2 separate regions of the Homo sapiens genome follow, and region 2 is linked to region 1. A link is an interaction called in ENCODE POLR2A ChIA-PET data of the cell type or tissue named here. Cell type or tissue: CD4-positive, alpha-beta T cell. All regions are shown on one strand. Links, peaks and the distances in the headings refer to the core of each region. The heading gives the core; the rest is flanking DNA.

Region 1 (5,384 bases), core at 94-5,093:
GATTACTTGAGCCCAGGAGTTCAAGTGCTCCTGAGCAAGGAGTTCAAGTGCAGCCTAAGCGACATGGTGAAACCCCATCACTAAAAAAAATAAAAAATTTTTCTAATCAACTCCACAACCTTTTACATATTAAACATACAATGCTCAAAAAAGATTCTTCAAGTTTGTTTACATGTCTAACTTAAAATTTTCTAGTAAATGTAAGGGCTAGTACTGTTCCTGTACCCCTAAAGGTAATTTACCTACATTCCCACAGGAACCACTGAAAGAACCCCAACTTGGAGTACTGCAACCCAAATGTTCCAAGAACATCCATAATTAAATCTTCCCAAGACACATATACCTTAAACACCTTCTCATGGAATGTCATGAAATTCTTGAACCCACTTTCCACCCCCTAAGCCCTATCTCTGTCCCATCTTCCTCCTTTTATTAAGTTCCCGGAAAAAAACAGCAATAGAAGGACACAGGGACACACACACACCTGATTAAGGAAACTTCCCTTAGGCTGCCATGCCCCATTCTGCATAAGTAGAGAATGAATCTATGTTGACAGAGGGAAGAGAACCTAACTAAAAAGGGGAAAGGTCAAAGAAGGGAGAAAGGAATTACTTTAGTTGATAGAGAAAGTGAAAAATCAAATTTATCAGGTGCAGGTTCCTATGGGCCATCATCTGAGAATATAATCATGTCTGAAAATTTGTCCGGAACATGGCAATAAGCAAAGATTGCTGTTATTACTGCTACATTAACAAAAAAAAGGAAAATAATGTAAATAAAACTATGTATAAGCATGTAACCTGCATTTTTTCGCTGGGTTCACAGTTTCTTGAGGAAAACAGAGACCCTACAAAGTTAATTAAAAGTTGCTGCCAAATGAAAATCAAGCTTCTATAAAGATCACAGAAAATACAAAATAAACCAATAGGAAAACAGATTTTGCTAAATGAACCTCAATTGGTGTATCTATTATTCACTTACTCAATATGGGCAAATACCATCGTGGGCTGTACAAAGCAGTAAAACATCAAAATGTGAAACTAAGCTTCAACGTATGAACCAAATAAACACGAAATTAAAAAAAAAAAAAAACTGGCTTCCATACATTTTATTCTGGAATTTAAACAGACAAAACAATTTAGGGAAAAAAAAAAAAACCTTCCTACTTGCTGACTCCACTTTTTTACTCTCCATTGCTTCCATTCCTTCCTTTGATGAAGTTTCCAATAATCACATTGTTAGATTTGACCATGACCTTCCACCCAGCTGCTGACGTACAAAAACTGGAATTATCCCTATTTCCTCTTTTTTTTTTTTTTGAGACGAAGTCTCACTCTGTGGCCCAAGCTGGAGTGCAGTGGCGCAACCTCGGCTCACTGCAACCGCTGCCTTCCAGGCTCAAATTCTCATTCCTCAGCCTCCTGAGTAGCTGGGACTACAGGCGTGTGCCACCATGCCTGGCTAAATTTTTTGTATTTTAGTAGAGATGGATTTTCACCATGTTGCCCAGGGTGGTCTCAAACTCCTGAGCTCATGCGATCTGCCTGCCTCGGCCTCCCAAAGCACTGGGATTAAGGGCATGAGCCACGGTGCCCACTGTTTCCTCCCTTTCTCTCACCATCCTTATTCAATGCAACCACAGGTCCTGTCAATTTCTCCTCATGACGCTGTATATTTCTTTCCATCTGTCTATTACCATCTTGGGCTAAGATACAAACATATTTGGCCTGGACTACTGCTCCTATCCCTTAACCTGTCTCCCTTCTTCCACTTATGACCTGACCCCTCTACAATGCATGCTACCACTGTAGCGAGGATAATAAACACATAAATTATGTTACTGCCCTCTTTAAAAGATTCTAAAGGCATTTGATGCCATTAGAAAAAATCCAAATGCTTTATTATCACAGCCAGCCTTTGAGGACTTGCAGCCTCTGCAATATCTAGGCATTTAGTGACTACCTACTTTCCCAATATCTTTCCTTATGGATCCCCTCCACACTCTGACCCACGTTCAAGTTAAATATTTTAAGTATTTGCTACCTGATGGCCAAGCACACTCTGCCTAGCTTCCTCTCATCCCTCAGATTCCAATTCAAATGACACTTCCTCATAAAGCTCTTCACTGACTAATCTCTTCACCATCTACCACATGACATTATTTTCTTCATGTTTATCACAATCTGTAAAAATGTGTGTGTGTATGTGTGTGTGCCCACGCACGTGTCTGTGTAGGGGGAAAAGGGGGTGTTAATTGTTTTTTCTACCACTAGATAAGCTTTATTGGGAGCAGGAATTTTGTTTGTCCTATGTACTACTGTTCCCTAGGGTCCAGAACAATATGGGACATATACCAGACACTCAACAAGTCTTTGTTTAATCAATACTCAAAAGGTGGCATGGTCTACAGCACTGGACTGGAAATGAAATTACCTAGGTTCTAACCAGACTTGACTCTACCAGCAACTAGCTGTGTGGCCTTGGGTACAACACAAGATTGGAGTGGCTTATGAGTAACTGGAAGGTAAGCAAGTGAAGAGAGCAAGTATGAAGACTTTTTTCCCAAATTTCCTTGTCTAAATTCAAAAAGTGTAGATATATGGAAATCTTTAACCTCTCTCATTCTCAGTCTCCTCATCCGTATGAGATTACTTTAAAGGTCACTTCAAGTTCAGAAGTACCATAATTAGGCTGGGTGCGGTGGCTCACACCTGTAATCCCAGCACTTTGGGAGGCCAAGTCAGGCAGATCACTTGAGGTCAGGAGTTCCAGACCAGCATGGCGAACACGGCGAAACCTCATCTCTACTAAAAATACAAAAATTAGCCGGCCGTGGTGGCGGGCGCCCGTAATCCCAGCTACTCAGGAGGCTGCGGTGGGAGAATTGCTTGAACCCAGTAGGCGGAGGCTACAGTGAGCCGAGATAGCGCCACTGCACTCCAGCCTGGGCGACAGTGAGACTCCGTTTCAGTAAAATAAAAAAAAAAGATACCATAAATTATATGGGCCTAAACTTGAACCTTCCTTACTCACCCCTCACTTATACTCTACCCCTTCTACCCTCAAGAACCAAATCATGGTAGTCATCCTGAAACCAAGCATCGCACAGTGCACCTTACTATCTAAACCTTTGCTCATAGGGCTGCCTCTTCTCCAGCTCCAACCACTGGAAATTCCATCCCTCAAAGCCCAGATCAACTGCTAACTGCTTCATAACCACCTAGTCCAAAATGAATATGATCATTATGTTCCAGAACTCCTCTATGCTTCAAATTAGAGTACTCCCTGATCTACCACTACCTGCTGGACTAGTCACTTAACTTCTCTTCGCCTCAGTTTCCTAATCTGTAAAATGGAGCTAAAAGGACCTACCATACCACATATTATTGTTGGATAATAGAGAACACTTAGCATGGTAATAACATGTTCAATTAAAACATTATTTCTGTGCTACATATATTTTCCATGCTCCTTGAAGGCTCCGAAAGAGCATTTTCCATTTCTGAATCTCCCAAGTTTGACGCCATTTACCTCTCAATGTTTTGACTTTTTGTATCCATAAAATGAAAGAAATGGACTAGACCAACTACCATTCCCTCCAAAAATGTTATCTATTCCCTTGCAAAAATAGCCTAACGCAAAGATACTGCAGGTGACCTTCCACAAGGACGGGAATTCGAGGGTAAGTTAACTATTGCTGCAAACGGAAGTGGCTGGAAGCAAAGAGATTAAAACAACATTCAAGATTTTGAAGATCCTTTCCAAAGAAACTGACTCCTGCCATAGTGATGGATCCTTTGAAATATGTTTTTAAGTTGGGTTACAAGGATGAACTCGGGGTCCATGAACTCCCAAACAGAAATGTAAAACTGTGCGCCAGAACAAATATACAAATTTTTCTGGGGCCAGAGTGTCTGCAGCATACATTAAATGCATCTGTGACCTTAAGGGGCGAAAAGAGGGTGACAATGAAGAGACTAGTCGCGTTAAGTTGGAAACCACAATGGATGATACTTTAGACAACAAACGCAACCTCAGATAACCATAATCCCCAACAAGTGAGAAGATGACCTCAGACCGGGCGAAGCAGCCGCCGGGTATGAGGAGACGCTGGTGGAAGCAATGCTACCCAGAGCTCTGCACCTTTCCCAGGTCGGCATCCAGCCCGCATGGCCCGCGGCGTGAGACCCGGGGCGAGGCCCCTCGGCAAACCCCGCTTCCCGCCCCGGTACCTGCGGGGTCGAGCGCCATCTCGGCGGGCCGAGAAGAACGTAGCCGCTTGGCGGCTCCGGGGCACGCAGGAAGGGGAGTGGAGGGGAGGGGCTTGGGCTCGGACGCACGTGCGACCCCCGGGAGCTTCCCGCAACAGAAACACGGGCCCTTTGCAAAGCACCGCCAGGACCCGTTCCCTCTTCCTTCCCAGGCTCCTACTTCCGCCGCCCGTTGCGCCTGCGCCTTTCTGGCCCCGCCCCAATCCTGTAACTAGAGTGGAACTGACTTCGCAGGGGGAATGACCAGGAAAGGGGGCGTGTCTGCGTGCCTTTGGGGCGGGACCGTGCAGGACGCGCGCAGCCTCGCTTCAGGAGGCTTGTGCACCAGTTGCAGACCCGGGTCGGCCGTGACTGGAGGCGGACCTGCAGGACTTTGGGACTGTGCCTCACTCGGTGACTGGGCCAAAGTCCGAGCCCCGTCCCCCATACCCGCCTTCGGAGAACCAAATGAATCATCCAGTTCCTTTTTTTTTCTTCGTTAACGTTCATTCATTCATAAATGTCTATTTCATGCCTGCCAAGTTCCAGCCACGGTTCTGAATACGAGGGGAAAATAACAATAAAAATAACGTCCCTGTTCTCAAGGAGCAGTGTGGCAGAGGAGACAAATAAAAGCAACACGCTGTTAAATGTGATAAACGCCACACGCACTAGTTGTTCACAGCTTGTTCTACCATAAAGGTGATATGGTGTGTGCAATATCGTTATTTCTCCTTCAAATCAAAGACTGTGGCTCTCCTAGACGTTAAAATATGGGCTCTAGAAGTACCTCTATGTTGTGAAATAATATCCTCAGGACGTACAGTATGATTTGGGTGATGTTACAAATCCTGCCTCTATCAGTAAAAGCTGTATGTTTTGTGAGAGTAAAATGAAGGAAGGTAATAGCCGTCCCGCTGAAGACCCACTACTCACCTCTTCTCAATAGAAGAAACTTTCTAGGTGGCACTTAGGTTCATTTCCACTCACAAACCAGCCTTCAGAAGTGCTTCCTTGTCAAATTCACGTTTAACTGGCTCGAGCCACGAAAGGGTGAGCTGAGGCCTGGGACAGATGGGACAGATGTTTAGAAAAACAAGGAGCAGCTGCTTCTTCCCTGCAAGGGATTCAGGG
Region 2 (5,384 bases), core at 245-5,244, 380 kb after region 1:
TTGCAACAATATAGATGAATGTGGAGAACATTTTGTTAAGTGAAATAAACCAGAGAAAGACAAATACTGCGTGACCGCACTTTATGTAAAATCTAAAAACGTGAAACTCACAGGGAGTAGCATGCTGATTGCCAGGAACTGCGGAGAGGTAAGACGAATGGGTAGATATTGTTTAAAGGATACAAGATGTCAGTCAGATAGGATGAATAACTTCTGGAGATCTATTGTACAGCATGATGACTGTAATTATTAATAATGTATTGTATACTTGGAAATTGCTAAGAGATTAGATCTTAATCTCTCAACACAAAAAAATTCTAAGTGTGTGAGGTAATGGGCAAGTTAATTTGATTGATTAAATCATTTCACAGTGTATACATATATCAAACATCACATGTACATTGTAAATATCTAAATTTTTTGTCAATAACACCTTAGTAAAGCTCAGGGAAATAATAAAACTCACCATCAATAATGCCTGGAATACTGTACATTTACTGACATTTTGTTTAATAATGAGCAACACCTAGGTTTAGCTCGAGTCCGAGGAATATAAGTGTCTTAACAGAATTTCAGCAATACAAGAAGCCCCTCATTATGACATCTGGTTTTGTCTGGTCCCATAGGCCCCCATGCCTTCCCTACTAGAGGGTTTCCATATCTTCTGCACCCATTATAACAAGGTTACATATAATATCCCACCATCTAATATCCCACTGCCTGCACTAATATGGAATTCCTGACAGAAACACTAGATCTACTTTTCTGCATCACTTGGGTGCTTCTTTCCAAATAGCTCCTGCTAGCTCAGTATAAATAATGTCATGGCATTCTTCCTTTCTCTGGACGACATTCATTAGAATCACAGAATCATGCAATATTTGAGCCAGAGACTTCTATGAGACAATCTTATGTGACAACAATCTCCTTGAATGCCCTTGCGTGGTCAGCTCTGGGCAGAGGCATCAGAGGACAGAGCAGGCCTGGGTTCAGTGTGAGGTGAGATAACAAATGTGATGATTACTTTGTCAAGTTCAATGAATCCGTGGCCTTATCCCAGCTGTGGGATGCCGAAACCATAATGATTGAAGAGCCCAAGCTTGATAGCCAGGCAGACCTGATTTTAATTCTTGACCATGTCCCCGTGAACCTGGGCAAGTGATACCTCTGTATACCTCATATTCATCATCCGTAAAATGGGAACAATAATGTCTACCTCATATAGTAAGACACAAAGCAAAGCCCCTGAAGCAATTGAGGCAGTCAATATGTAGCAGCTTAAAAATAGCAGAGCTCTCAGGTTTTCTGGCTCTGCGGACATTGAACTCCAAGATCAAGAATACTTTTGCTCTTAGTCTACCAAGTCACTACACCAATATACATAACCTGCTCTGAGAGACAAGTTTTAGTTTAGGGTTCACCTTTAATTTACTGGGTATATCTATGCAAGTTGCTTGATTTTTTGAGAACGGTCATTTAGTAATGGCCCTTCTATTTGATTTTTTGTTTCCTAAGATATTTATAATATAAATAAGATTTGTTTAAAAAGTAAAATGCATTCATAGTCCATCTAACTAGTACCAGGATAATTTTTCTAGATATGTTCATCTGTCATCTCTTTATTTTGCCTTCCTTTCTGAGTTTGATCTCAGTCCTAGCCAGGCATGGTGGTGTACACCAGTAGTCCCAGCTACTCTGGAGGCTGGGGCAAGAGGATGACTTGAGCCCAAGAAGTCAAGGCTGCAGTGAGCTATGATCTCACCACTGCACTCTATGCTAGGTGACAGAGTGAGATCCCGTCTCTAAAAGACAGCAACAATAACAACAAAATGATCTCAGTCTTTTTAATTCATTTAGAGCAATGGTTCTCAATCAGAGCAATTTTGCCACAGGGAAGGTTACAGATATTTGGCAACATCTGTAGATACTTTTGATTGTCACAGCTGAGGAAAGCAGTGTCACTGGTCTCTGGTGAGTAGAGGCCAGAAAGCTGCTAACCAATATTTAAGGAACCTGGACGTCCACAACAAAGAACTACCTGGCCGCAAAAGTCAATAGTGCGGAGGCTGAGAAACCCTGATTTAGAGTGAGGCCCTTCAACTTGTAAGAATCGAGCTCAGCAGCCTCACTTCTAAGACAAGCACCTCCCATTAAACTTTGATTCCCTCCCTCCTCCCTAGCTCTGACAAACAGCTGTTTCAAAACAGTAACACACAAAGTGTATCTTAAACATATGGAAAGTCAAGAAATTCAGAGTTAAGGTTTAAAAATTCGAGGCTGGCACCCTGATGTTAAAAAAAGACAAAGCCTAAAGGTGTCAGGGTGTGAGCTGAAGACAAAGTGTAAGCTTTCAACTCCAACCCTGCTACTTTTGGCTTCTGTGGGCTTAGGTCAGACTCTCTCTGCTATCCTGGGGTGGTTGTTCTGTGGTTTCCTTTTGAGTTCTATAGAACTTGAAGACACAAACATTGGCAATACACAAGGCAGGCCTCAAGAGATGGAGGCATGAGCCATTTAAGGTTTAAAATCTAATTTTTAAATTAATATTTCTTTAATAAAACCACTAAGATGTGGCACTTTATGTTCCAGATTTTCACAACTGTTGTTTCTATCACTTATCTGTTTAAAAAATCAATTAACGTGTTAATTTTTTGAGGTTATAACTGTAAAAGATAAAATGGCACAGCCAAAAAGCATAGTAGTGAGAAACAGGAGAAAAGTGGATTTCAGCCTTACCTCTACTGTTCACATTTTGAACAAGTTCCATAACTTCTCTGAATCTCCCCTCCCCCTTCTATAAAATTGGGGAAAATAATCTCTACCTCATGGATGGACATTGTATATAAAATACCAATTAGAATTCTAGAACATAAAGGCCCTCAATAAATAATAATTCTTTATTAAAAATCAAGGTCTCTCTTTAGTAATGGAATCAAACTATACAAATATGAAAAGGTAAACTAAAAAATTCAAAATCATGAATGGCATGGCAGCCTGCCCTGAGAGTGGAGAAGGTTACAGAGTGGTCGCCCATGATTACTTAGCCCAGAACCAATAACTACCAGCTACATATATTCATGTGAAGACGGAGAGGAGGACCAGGATACCAAAGGTAGAAAAGCCAAGGGCACAGGGAGAGGTCATCAAGTTGTTATAATTAGCTGGACTATAGCATATTTACAAGAGTATGGTCAGAGGTGAAGCTGGAAAAGTAATCTGTGCTAGTCAGGTATCAACACAATTATGATGTATAGTAAGCACCACAAAACTTAATGATATACATTAACAAGCCTTTATTCTCATACTCATAAATCTGCAGGTCAGCTGAGGTTCAGTTAACGTAGATTGAGTGTGGCTGGGTAGCTCTGATTCTCCTATGTATTAGGTGACTTGAATCCAGGCTGTGGATTGACCTCAGGTCTTCCTTGTGTGTGTTAATTTTGGAGCCATGGCTAAAGGGATAGCAGGAATCCAGGGCATGTTCTTCTCATGATGGATCTGGAGCATAAGAGCTGAGCCAAATCATAAAAAAACACAGGTAAGACCTTTGCTCTTGCAACATCTACTCATATTTCATTGCCAAAGCAAGTCACATGGGGTGAGGAAACAAACCCAGCAGGAGGGCACAGCAAAGTTACCAGACAAAGGTATGAATGTACAATCCTATCACAGGGGAGTGAAGAATTATGACCAAAATTATAATCTATTGCAATGTCATGTAAGGGCAGATCTTAAATATAGAAATAATGTGCGGTAGGGCACAGTGTCTCACACCTGTAACCCCAGCACTTTAAGAGGTTGAGGCGGGAGGATTGCTTGAGCCCCAGAGTTCCAGACCATCCTGGGCAACATAGCAAGACCCTCGTCTCTACAAAAAAAATTTAAAAAATTGTACCAGGTTTGGTAGTGCACACCTGGAGTCTCAGCTACTCAGGAGGCTAAGGTGGGAGGATCACTTGAGCTTTGGAGGTCGATGCAGTGAGTCATGATTGCCCCCCCTGCACTCCAACACAGTTGACAGAGTAAGACCCTGTCTCCAAAAATAAAATGAAATTAAATAAAATAGTTGCAATAGACAATCCTTAAAAAGAAATGATGTGCTCAGAGCTACAAAGGCAATTAGAAAAGATTTTCTGTTGCTAGGAGGAAAGTCATGAGGAGCTGCATTTCAGAGGAGGTATTAGAAAAGGAGATAAAGGGTTGAGATCATGGAATTTAAATAATTTAACTATTTACTGGCTGGTGGGCAAAGATAGTGCCAAAAAAAAGGAGCCATCACAAATAAATTTGGAATTTGAGAGTTTGGGTCTTATAGTCTGAGAGAACAGTAAAGTTACCCATAATAATAATGCATATATTTTATTGAGCACATATTGTTTGCCAGATAATGTATTAAGTATTTGGTAGGCAATTTTTTAATCTTCGCAATAAACCAGTGAGATAAGTATAGTCCTTATCTTTATTTTTGAGATGTGGTAACAGGCTAAGTAACTTACCCAAGATCACAGAGCTAAAAAGTGGTAGACTCATGATTGATAGGCCACTGATGGGCTCTGGAGTCCACACTGTCTTGCCATTTATTTATTTCCTTATTTCCTACCCTGCTCTATGGTTGAAATGTTCATATTATTTTATTAACTTCTAGTTTAAGCTCAGGGGTACATGTGCAGGATGTGCAGGTTTGTTATATAGGTAAACATGTGCCATGGTGGTTTCCTGGACAGATCATACCATCACCTAGGTATTAAGCCCAGCATCCCTTAGCTATTATTCCTGATGCTCTTCCTCCCCACAACCCTGCTCTGACAGGCCCAAGTGTGTGTTGTTCCCCAACTATGTGGCCATGTGTTCTAATCATTCAGCTCCCACTTATAAATGAGAACATGTGATGTTTGGTTTTCTGTTCCTGCATTAGTTTGCTGAGGATAATGGCTTCCAACTCTATCCATGTCCCTGCAAAAGACATGATCTCATTCCTTTATATGGCTGCATAGTATTCCATTGGAGATATATACATACATATATATATATGTATGTATATATCTCACAATTTCTTTATCCAGTCTATCATTGATGGGCATTTAAGTTGATTCTATGTCTTTACCATTGTGAATAGTGCTGCAATGAGCATACACATGCATGGATCTTTATAACAGAATGATTTATATTTCTTTGGGTATATACCCAGTAATGGGATTGCTGGGTCAAATAGTATTTCTGCCTCTAGGTCTCTGAGGAATCACCACACTGTCTTCCACAGTGGTTGAACTGATTTACACTCCCACCAACAGTGTAAAAGCATTCCTTTCTCTGCAACCTTGCAAGCATCTATTGTTTTTTGACATTGTAATAGTAGACATTCTGAATGGTGTGAGATGGTATCT

The links. Peaks named below come from ENCODE experiments on the same cell type or tissue, not always from the same donor. Only the 100,000 strongest peaks of a DNase experiment are listed, where the experiment ranks them.
Region 2: POLR2A ChIA-PET joins it to region 1 with 9 read pairs; 1 of 35 experiments calls an interaction of 5 or more read pairs at or near these places.

What each region holds. Positions count from the first base shown.
Region 1 is chr3:28,240,661-28,246,044 of GRCh38, reverse strand. It overlaps CMC1 (C-X9-C motif containing 1), which reads right to left and starts at 4,426. Exons shown (of 4, transcript NM_182523.2): 1 at 4,233-4,426. The coding sequence starts at 4,251. RefSeq lists a silencer at 4,134-4,213. In CD4-positive, alpha-beta T cell, for the core only: no CTCF peak of the experiment used is centred there; DNase peaks (open chromatin) are centred at 2,174 and 4,524; H3K4me3 peaks cover 1,799 bases; H3K27ac peaks cover 686 bases.
Region 2 is chr3:27,858,215-27,863,598 of GRCh38, reverse strand. LINC01980 (long intergenic non-protein coding RNA 1980) reads right to left here. Exons shown (of 5, transcript NR_146630.1): 5 at 3,274-3,512. Among named protein-coding and RNA genes, the nearest start is that of LINC01981, 27 kb to the right of the region's middle. In CD4-positive, alpha-beta T cell, for the core only: no CTCF peak of the experiment used is centred there; a DNase peak (open chromatin) is centred at 2,388; H3K27ac peaks cover 1,786 bases.